2 separate regions of the Homo sapiens genome follow, and region 2 is linked to region 1. A link is an interaction called in ENCODE POLR2A ChIA-PET data of the cell type or tissue named here. Cell type or tissue: Panc1. All regions are shown on one strand. Links, peaks and the distances in the headings refer to the core of each region. The heading gives the core; the rest is flanking DNA.

Region 1 (5,380 bases), core at 300-5,299:
AAAGATGGGGTTTCACTGTGTTGGCAAGCCTGGTCTCAAATTCTTGACCTCAAGTGATGCGCTTGCCTCAGCCTCCAAAAGTGCTGGGATTACAGGCATGAGCCACTGTGCCTGGCCTAGAGTTATCCCCATCTTTAACCACTTTCTATACTTTTTTTTTTTTCCTATACTTCTGATTTAACGTTTTGGATCACCTTCCTCCTATTTGGAGAAGACCCAATAAAAGTCCTTTTGTGTAAACATGCTAGTGGTGGACTCTGTTCTTGTCTATACAAAATACCTTTAATACCTTCACTTTTACTCTTCCCCCCCTACCTTTTTTTTTTTTTTTTTTTTTTTTTTGAGACAGAGTCTCGCTCTGTCGCCCAGGCTGGAGTATAGTGGTGTGACCTCCGCTCACTGCGAGCTCCGCCTCCTCGGTTCACGCCATTCTCCTGCCTCAGCCTCCCGAGTAGCTGGGACTACAGGCGCCCACCACCACGCCCGGCTAATTTTTTGTATTTTTAGTAGAGACGGGGTTTCACCGTGTTAGCCAGGATGGTCTCGATCTCCTGACCTCGTGATCTGCCCGCTTCGGCCTCCCAAAGTGCTGGGATTACAGGCGTGAGCCACTGCACCCAGCCCTTTCATTCTTGAACGGTATTATCTGCTGGGTTTAAAATTGTGGGATGCGTTTCTTTCCTTCAGCACACTAAAGAAGTTATTTCCATTGTCATGTGGCTCACACTCTGCAAGTCAACTGTAAGCCTGACCATCATTCTTCAGAAGTTAATGTCTTTTCCCCATCCCCCACTGCTTTTAAGATGTCTTTATATTCCATTTTCTGAAGTTTGATTATGATGGGTCTTGGTGTGGATTTAGTTTTATTTGTACTGTTATAAATTTGTTGGGCTTCTTGGATTTGAGGCTTCAGGTTTTTCATTTGTTTCAAAAAAAGTTTATCTATAATCCCATTCAATGTTGCTATAGAACCATTATTTCTTTTTTTCTAGATTTCCAATTATGACTGTTAGACTTTCTCACTCTATCTTCTACCTTTTTTATATTTTCCATCTTTGTGTATACAGTGCTTCACTCTGAAGTTTCTTCTAACCTATTTTCCATTTCACTAATTTGCTCTTTAGATGTATATAATTGCCTATACACCTATTCATTTTGTTTTTGAATTTTCAGTTCTAGATTTCAGTTTTTTAAATCTGGAAAGCCGTATTTTAGAGTTTCCAGTCCCCAATACAACTAAAATTTGGGCTTTTACTTCCTTTAATGCTGTAAGAATAGTATTTCATAGTGTATGTCTAATAAGTACAATATCTAGAATCTCTGTATGTCTGTATTTCTTTTGTCTTTGCTTCTGCCAACTCTCACTTATGGTACCTTCTCTTCTTGTGTGCCTGGTTACCTCTGTGGCTGGATATTGTAACAGCAAAATTATCTATATAAATAATTTTAGGACTAGGATCATATTTCCCTCTAAGATTTCATTGCTTTTACCTGGCAACTATGGGCATTAGCTAAATAGAATTATCTTAATGCAAGGAAGCCTTACGGTTTCCGGGCCACTTAAATAATGTGAAATTGTTACAGCCAATGTGAGGGATGGTTTACACCCACTTCACCCTTACTCCTAGGTGTATCTCTTGATAGAGTTCCAACCCAAAGTCAAGAATGATTTATAAGGGTTCTCAGGCTTGAAAGCACCCAGACTACAAGTTTTATCTCCTTCACCTTGAAAGGACACTAAAGGTGTGGCTCACGCTCTCAACTTCCTTTTCCTGATCAGCAAATGGCCATAAAACAAAAAATTGCCCTAATACTACGGCTTTGCTCCTCTGTGCTTACATTCTCTCTCAAAGCTCAACTCAGAATCTCCTTATAATAGTGATTTGATGTTTAAGAAGATTTTTAGAAGCAACTGATCCAGTTTCTTAAGGTGACTTCAGTAAGAGAGCTGGTTTAAATCACCTGTCCTATCACTAGTTAAGACAGAAATCTCCCAGCATTCTGTTATATAATATATCCTTAGTACATGGTCTTACCTTGGCAATAACTGCCCCAAGGTGAAAAAGTTCTATGGTATTCTTTGAAGAATAGTAATAGCTCTTCTTGGTAGTAACTTGCCCTTATAGTACAGAGGAACTATAAAGGATGAGAGTTCGTTCAAGTTATAGTTCCTGTAATTTACTCATTCTATGACCCTGGACAACGATTTGTGTATAAAATTGAGTGGGGGATACAACATCTCCACAATACCAGAATATCAAATGAAAGAATGCAAAAAAGCTTGAAAAAGCCTACAAAGCTGGCCGGGCATGGTGGCTTATGCCTGTAATCCCAGCACTTTGGGAGGCCAAGGGAGGAGGACTGCTTGAGCTCAGGAGTCTGAGACCAGCCTAGGCAACATGGCGAATCCCTATCTCTACAAAATATACAACAATTAGCCTGGTGTGGTGGCATGCACCAGTATTCCCAGCTACTTGCGAGGGTGAGGCACGAGAATCCCTTGAACCTTGGAGGTGGAGGTTGCAGTGAGCCAAGATCGCACCTCTGCACTCCAGCCTGGGCAACCGAATGAGACTGAGATAAAAGAAAAAAAAAACCTACAAAACTATCAAAAATTATCATTCTCTTCTCTCTTCTCTGCCCCATGGTGAGCCATTCATCAATGGCTCTGACTAAAACACCATGGCAGGCCAAAGGTCAGTTGACATTTCAAGTCACTCATGAATGGCTGGCAACATTATACAAGACATAATATTTCCAGGGTCAAATAAAGAGATACCTATTATCTGTAATTTATTTTTAAATATTTCTGAATACACAGTATGAATGCATGCAAGTATGTGGGAAGACACACAAACCCTTTCTCCCTCCCTCCCTCCCTTCCTCTTATGGGTAGCTAGTTAGTATCTGAGGTACCCTAATCAGGAGTGCATACCCCAGGTGTGGCTATTACAAAAGCATCAGCTACAGCTTTGAAATCTATACTAGAGGATTTCCTCACAAGTATAAAGGATGGTAGAAATAATTTTTCCGATGAAAACAATAGAATTCAATATATATATGTGTTGGCTGGAAATACTGTACAGGGATCTCTAACCTTGCATATATACGTGGGTTATAAGAATCTGGCAAACCAGGCAGCCTAACACTTTCTGCAGTGGCACTCTGGTCCTGGGTCTGGACACTTAACAGAGGATTCCATCACCTGCGCCAATGAAAAGTTTAGATGTGTCCTGTATTGAGAATTTTTCTGCATCTGTTTCTACCTAAACTTTGACGTGAGATACATACCCAAAGGACAGGTTGGGGCTTTTCCCAGTCCACAGGAACATGCTGAATGACTAACTTTTGTGCCTGCTTGCTAATGTTCTTATCTGTGGCAAAATTTAGTCTGAGACTTGACTTTATTGTTACAGATCACCTGGTAGCATAACTTCTAATATAGGACGTTACCAGTTTCTACCAAACAAACAAAAAACTTGCACCATTAGGAGCCACAAAATCAGTTCAGCTCAGTTTGCAACAATTGTGGTGCATCAAATTTCCTAAATGAAGCCTGTTGGGACATAACCTCAAAGCCGGAATATTATGATTCTGATCAAGCTGATATACATATTTGCCATCCCAGGCCCTCCAAGAGAAAGGCTGTTTCTCTTCAGTGGGAAAACCACAGGAAGCTACAGAGACAGCCTTGGGGTGTGGGTTTTGCTGGGCCTGGGTGCCTGCCAAAAATACCATCGTTCTGTTTCTTGGCCCCTAGAATGCAATGATACCTAAGCTTTTGTTTTTTTGTTTTGTTTTGTTTTTTTTGTTTGTTTTTTTAATGATTTCCCCAAAACCACCTGGACTCTGTATTCTACTCAAAATGATGTCATTTAAAGAATATCTGTATTCAAGGGAATATATGGGAGAAAGCTACCCTACTTCAAGTAAATGCAAACCAGAAATATTTGCATTTTCAAAACAGCACTGTCTTGGATTCTTAGCAGCTGCATGTCCCTGCCCTCCAAATGTTTCTTAAAATACTTAAGCTGAGAATTAACCAAAATGGGAGATGAACTATGTTTGTCATAAACAGTTTGAGAAAAAGCTTTTAAACTCTCAACCCCCAGCCTGCATCTGTGCTAAAGGACACCTAGAAGTTGCTCTAGCCCACATGACTTTCAAGATGCTACAGTCTGAAACATGACCATAAGAAATACATTCCTCTGGGTATCAGCATTCCCTTTTCAAAGGACAAGATTTCCAAAGACAGCCTGAAGGAGCCTAACCAATTAAGTCCTCGAAGCTGCTAAAAATTTAAAGTGAAATTACCCCCCCCCCAATAAGTACAATGGAATTCTATGCATATGAATCCTACCACATCACTGTCTGAGAGATGATTAATATGGTAGAAAAGTGAACAAGAAGTTGGAAATCCTGGACTTTCATGTAATTTCTCTGAGCCTAATGCTCTCTCCATCTGATAGACTGGGAAGCGCTCTTGCTAGCCAATTCATAAGACACTGGAAAGGGATACTGGGAAAACATCCATAAAACGATGCCAAAGGAACAGAGAAATGCTGTAGCACTTGAAAAGATTAAACCAAGTCCTCCCTGCCCATGTTGCACTGGCTTCCAACCCATTTATAGCTGCGGTAGAAAAAGCAAGATGATTGAGGCTGTAAAAAGGCTTCCAAGAAGCAATGTGGGACAGGGACAAGAACCGCTGTGCTGGCAGGCAGGCATCACCCTGAGCCCAGCACTGCCATGCTGGTTCTCTTCTGTCCCTGCCTCTAACAGCACAGAGAAATTCAGAGGGAACACAGACAAGAAAACTCTCCCAAGATTTATGCCAGCTCATCTAAAGTCGTAGGCTTAACATTGGCCACAGACACCTGCACAGATCTTCAGCCTCCAGGAAATGAGAATTCATCCTTCCCCATCAGTGCATGCTCCGGGGAACATTAAACCTCAGCTTCATTTAGGTTAATAATTAAGCTCCTAGATTTACAGCTGTCATGAAAAGAAAAGGGAAAAGGAAAGAAAAAGAAAAAGAATCTAAAAACTTGCACATTAGTATTTGCTCACATCTTGAGGCCAGGCCCTTTTTTGTTCCCCTCCTTTTTTGTCAACTTCTAAAGATGGAAAGTTTTTTATGGCTGTAAATGACAAAAATGAGTATATTCAGGAAAGGAAATGGGAACGGCACCTGATCTCTGTTCAGACAAAAGATCAACGGAAAACACTGACAGTGCCAACTACATGACACCCATCACACGAGCTCTTATTCCAACTTCATGGCTATGGTACTGCAACTACATCATACCTGAGGAAACTGAAGCTCAAAGTTTGAGATACTTGCTCAAGGTCACATGGTTAGTGGGTAGCAGATAAAGCC
Region 2 (5,380 bases), core at 122-5,121, 250 kb before region 1:
AAGATTGAGTAGCTATATGGGATAATGGGCTGAAGTCTGTTTGGTTTAAACATCTGCTCCTATTTTCCTTATTATGAGAGTTAACATTATTTTAACACCAGAATAAATACAGAGGAAATGAAGGAAAGCACAGCAAAATTTGAGTGGTGTTTATAGTGAATTGTTGATGTCCTAGTGGTTTTCTCAGTGTAAACACTGCACACATCTGGTCTGAACTCCAGAGGGTGTTTTGAAGATGGGCATAAATCACACACGGGATTTTTTTGTAGGAAAAGTTGGAAAGGTTATGGTTCTTTAAAATCCAACACTTGGACTTGGAGAATATTCGTTTTAAACATATCAGCTCCCCAGCATTCCAGGGAAGTTGTTTGGAAAATGGAATGTACTGTTGGTAGGCAACATTTGATTTCATTTAGGGCACAGTCAAGTTTCATGCCCCTTAAGAATAAGGGACAAATTAATTTTATGACATTTTAGTTTTAAAAATTAAGATGCGGATGGTTAATTATTCTTACCAGCTAAATTATACCATATTCCTTAGTTGTATGAGACATAGCTCTACTCTAAAATAAACCATGTGTCTGGTCTTTTTTTTTTTTTTTTTTTTGGTGATGAAGTCTCGCTCTTGTCCCCCAGGCTGGAGTGCAATGGCGCGATCTTGGCTCACTGCAACCTCTGCCTCCCGGGTTCAAGCCATTCTCCTGCCACAGCCTCCTGAGTAGCTGGGATTACAGGTGCCTGCCACCATGCCCGGCCCATTTTTGTATTTTTAATAGAGATGGGTTTCACCATGTTGGGCAGGCTGGTTTCAAACTCCTGACCTCAGGTGATCCACCCACCTCAGCCTCCCAAAGTGCTGGGATTACAGGCATGAGCCACCGCACTCAGCCTGTACTGTCTTTCTTAAACCTCTCTTGTGACTTAATACGCAAATCGATCTTTTTAGCCGTTTACCTTGTAGCATACAAGGTCTTCCTTCCTGACTGACTCCATATTGCTTAGATGTGGACTCCCTCCTTGGTAACTGCTTCCTGGCTCCTGCCCTCCACCATAGTTGTCTGCAAGAATAACTGAAAAGAATAAAGGGAAAAAGTTAACCACAATTAGCAGGTTTGGGGTGGGAGAAGGAGACGTTAGGGAGAGGGCCGGAAGAATCGAAGTCTGGCTGACTTCTGGAAGCTAACTAATTCCCTTCACTAATGATGAGCGGATTAGTAGAACTGGGCTTGTGCTATGTGTTCAGAACCTCATGGCTTATTACTACCGTACTCAGCAATTAACCACTGCGTCCATCACCCCACTGAATGCTCAGATGATACCCACTTGAAGCCCAGTTTTGCCTCTGTCTCCATGCAAAGGTCATAGGCCAACCCCAGCCCTCATTTTTTCCCTCCTCTGAACACCTGAGAATACCTTACTAGACTGGCGAAAGCCTCGTGAAGGCAGAGCATTCTGTCTTGGTGACCGCTGCATCCCTGAATCCTAGCACAGGGTCTGAGTGGGCTTTCAGGAAGTGGTTTAGAATGAAGGCTGACTCAAAAAAAAATCAGTGCAAGCTCTCAATGGCAGCTGTAGTTGCTCCTGTATAATTTAATACTTGATTATATACTGCCTTGTATTCTCTATCTAATTATTGCAGAGCTATCCAGGGCCTCAGACATCATCTAATACCTTTGCCTTGTTTTCACCAAGGAAAGTGAGGCTCAGAGAGGGAAACTCTGTTTTTCAGAGAGTTGATTTAGTTTATTTAGAAAGTTTGTGGCAGGATTGAATTGAGTTTTGACTCTTCTATGAATCTTCTATGCCGTGCTGCCTCTCCAGAATTATTTCATGTCTTTTTTTTTTCTTTTGAGACGGAGTCTTGCTCTGTCGCCCAGACTAGAGTGCAGTGGCGCCATCTCCACTCACTGCAACCTCTGCCTCCCGGGTTCAAGTGATTTTCCTGCCTCAGCCTCACTAGTAGCTGGGATTACAGTAGGTGCCCTGCACCATGACCAGCTAATTTTTGTATTTTTGGTAGAGGTAGGGTTTCACCATGTTGGCCAGGCTGGTCTCAAACTCCTGATCTCAGGTAATCCGCCCGCCTTGGCCTTCCAAAGTGCTGGGATTACAGGTGTGAGCCACCGCGCCGGGCTTATTTCATGTCTTATCTCCTCATTAGCTCCGTGATGTTAGGGTCATGCCCCGTCCTGGGTGCCCTCACGGCCTAGCACGGGGATAACACCCTGGATTACAGCACACAGTGGAGCCTCTCCCACTTCTCCTTGCTCTGAAGCCAGTTGCTGGTCCAAATTCCGAGGCTGTTGTGATGTTGGGGAAAGGGTAGGTGAGACACCTCTGAGTGACCGGCCTCGCTGGAAGGTGCTCTTCGTGCTGCTCTGGCACTGGGCTTGCTTTCCTTTTGTCTGCCTGTGCAGAGGAGGAGGCCTGCGTGGATGCCAGCTCCAGAGCCAGTCCCCAGGGAGCAGGGACAGGGACAGGTTAGACCACGGGCTTTCCTCAAGATCGCTGTCGCTGCACTGACATCATCCCTGGGGCTGAGACCTGGGTCTGAGCCCTGGCTGGCTGGGGCTTTACACTGCTGGTAGCGATACTTTAATTATGGGTTAAGAGCCATTAGTGTGTAATTTGGTGGAAGAATTCTCTCCTTTTAATTTAATAGCGTGATTTATATTGGGAGAAAGTAGGAATACATTGCATAGTGTGATCCTCTCAAAGCTTAAGAGCGAATTATTCCGACTTCAAGCTTTAGAACGGTTCATTGTTTTAGGCACAGTTATCCCTTGTTTCATCACGGGCAACTTTTAAATTAATTTTCTGGAATGGAAGGGAAGACGCACACTGGAGAGTTGCTGAGTTCAGTGAGACCCTGTGATCTTTTGTTTTCCACCAGTCTAACCACCAGCGGTTGAGTGGAGTCCTGGCTTCATTGTTCTTTGTCTAATGAGCTCAGAACCTTCAGGAAACTTAGGAGGCTTGGGTAGGTGAAAAGGCCACAGCGCAGGGCCATTTCGTACCCTCTCCTGGTCCCCAGCCCTGCATATCAAGTGACGAGCTCTTGATCTGGGATGTATTCCGAGGTAGAACATCTGTAACTGTTTTGCTGTGGAAAGTCATTTTACTTTAGCTTTTTACTTGCAGGAAAGGATAGGGAGTGGGGGCCAGTGGGGGTTAGGGAGGAAGGGGGAGACAGAGAGAGAGAGAAAGAAACTAGGAGGAGCTTGGTTAGTAAAACATGCCCAGGTGAGCCCAGGAGCTCTGCGAGAGAGCTGGCCTGGCTGGTGTCTTTCTCCTAATTACAGTTTGTGAAGGAAGGTGTGATTATACCCTTCCTTCCAGCTCCCACCCTTGTTTCTCAGCCCGCTTCTCGAAAGATTATTGTACTTGGCTGTTTATCTCTTGGAGCCTACACTTGGCTCCTTCTGGAGGCCAGGTTTGTCTTCCTCCCTCCTTCCTCCGTTCCCTATTGTCTGCGTGGCCTTGTATTCCTAGGGTGCCTGGATGTGTTGCTGTGAAGATTTTTTAAAACATGCGGTAAAGATAGAAAGCAATCCTCCTTGGCACGTGAGGAGATTCCAAACTTCTCAATATAGCTTAGTTCTCCCTGACTGTGAGGATGTTGCAGAAAACTGGATTTTTTCAGGAAGAAATTAGATCCAGATTTAGCACTTACGCATGTACACAAATATATAAAAACAGTCGGACCAGGGAATGTTTCTGGCGATCTTTGTCATCTCAAAGTATCTGACGTTTATTCAGTGGCGGTTTCTATTTAGTGGTATTTATTATTGCACATTGAAGCTCATGGCAACTGTTTTTTAAGACTTGCTCTGCATTGTATTCCAAAACAGTTTTCTCTCCGTCTTTTATTTTTTAATGAACTCATGTGTCATTTCCCACCCCCCAACTCCACAACAAAATCCTAACCGTGGTTGCTTATTTTTAAAAGCAGGACCTGAAAATGATTTTGCTTTCTTCATTTGCTCTCCTTTCCTTTCTGAATGTTACATGTTCTGTAAGTTCGAAGGAATTATTTTTGTCACTTTGCTTTGCTGTCTTGCCTTTTCTGCATTGTTGTTTAATTCTGTTGATTGTTTTAATTTCAAGGTATTATGTATAGAATGTTTTAATCCTATCAATGTGAATCATGACTAGTTGAAAGAATGTTTATTTACTCTAAATGAAATAGAGAATCTATTCTTAAAAGTCCTCTTTAATGTGTTGCTATGCATAGGATCGTTCCAAACTCTTAATATTTCACTCTTTTGTTTGCAAAGAAGTCTGTAAACATGACAAACTGAAATATATCTAGTAAGTGATTAGAGAAAACTTAGTACTAGTACCATTTTGTTATCCATTCTGTTATTAAACATTTATGGAATGCCTATACTCTACTAAGAAATGTATTAGGGATCGATCTCTCAACATGTTTTATAATGAAATATACATACAGAAAAGTGTATAAAAATGTGTATTTTATGGTTAGAGAAATGAACAACCCGGTGACTATGGCCAGGTCAAGAAATAGTAAATCGCCCCTTCCAGGTATTATCTTTTGATCAGATCCCTCCCAGCCCCAAGAGTTCACCACAGTTGTAACTTGCTTTTCTTTATACCTTTACTACCATGTGTCTAATTCTAAACAAATTCTAGCTTTTTTTTTTTTTTTACCCTGTATAGGGAGATGCCTGTATGCCTTCTTTTGTATCTTTTTTGTGAGATCTTTTAAAGTAGTGCACACATCCTGAGAGGTTGTTTTCTCCATGTGAAGCCAGCGTCTCTTTGAGTGTGAGAACTCTTGGCTGTGGGATATACAGACATTATATACAGATAATATATGTCCCAGCTTCCCTTCTCATTCATCTGTAGCTCCACTGTTTATTAAACAGAGTTGGTGATACTTTGGGAAGAACTTTTTTTTCAGTTAGTATTTTGTTCACATTCTTCATCACCTGTTGAAGCCCTCCCACCATCCTTGGTGTAATGGAAAACTAGGAGAAAATTCTGCACAGTTTTGGAGAATGCAACATGGGGGACACTTCCGGAGATACATAGCTTACTTAGGGCCTGAACAGCGACTTTCCTGCTGCATTAATAAACAATTTGCTTAAAGGCTGAGATGTGTTACAAGTCAACTTTGTTGCTGTGCCAGGTTTCTTTGGATCTTAATCCAGGGACTTTTGGATACATAGAAAAAGCTTAAATTGCTCCAGTATCCAAACAATACCCTATATTGTATAGAGATGGCTGTTAGAGAGCAGCACGTTTCTAAAACAATACTCTGCATTATGCACCATCTAAAATTGTGAATGAAAAAGAATTACTCATGTATTGCTCTTGATTTTTATTTTATATCTGTTTTGCATGAAAATAGTTTCCT

The links. ChIA-PET counts read pairs that join two places held together with the same protein. Peaks named below come from ENCODE experiments on the same cell type or tissue, not always from the same donor. Only the 100,000 strongest peaks of a DNase experiment are listed, where the experiment ranks them.
Region 2: POLR2A ChIA-PET joins it to region 1 with 18 read pairs; 9 of 35 experiments call an interaction of 5 or more read pairs at or near these places.

The regions. Positions count from the first base shown.
Region 1 is chr3:11,390,902-11,396,281 of GRCh38, reverse strand. All of the region lies in intron 19 of ATG7 (autophagy related 7), which reads right to left. Among named protein-coding and RNA genes, the nearest start is that of ATG7, 120 kb to the right of the region's middle. In Panc1, for the core only: no CTCF peak of the experiment used is centred there; no DNase peak of the experiment used is centred there; H3K27ac peaks cover 2,962 bases.
Region 2 is chr3:11,636,346-11,641,725 of GRCh38, reverse strand. All of the region lies in intron 1 of VGLL4 (vestigial like family member 4), which reads left to right. Among named protein-coding and RNA genes, the nearest start is that of VGLL4, 4.9 kb to the left of the region's middle. RefSeq lists an enhancer at 1,772-2,723. In Panc1, for the core only: no CTCF peak of the experiment used is centred there; no DNase peak of the experiment used is centred there; H3K4me3 peaks cover 4,597 bases; H3K27ac peaks cover 4,957 bases.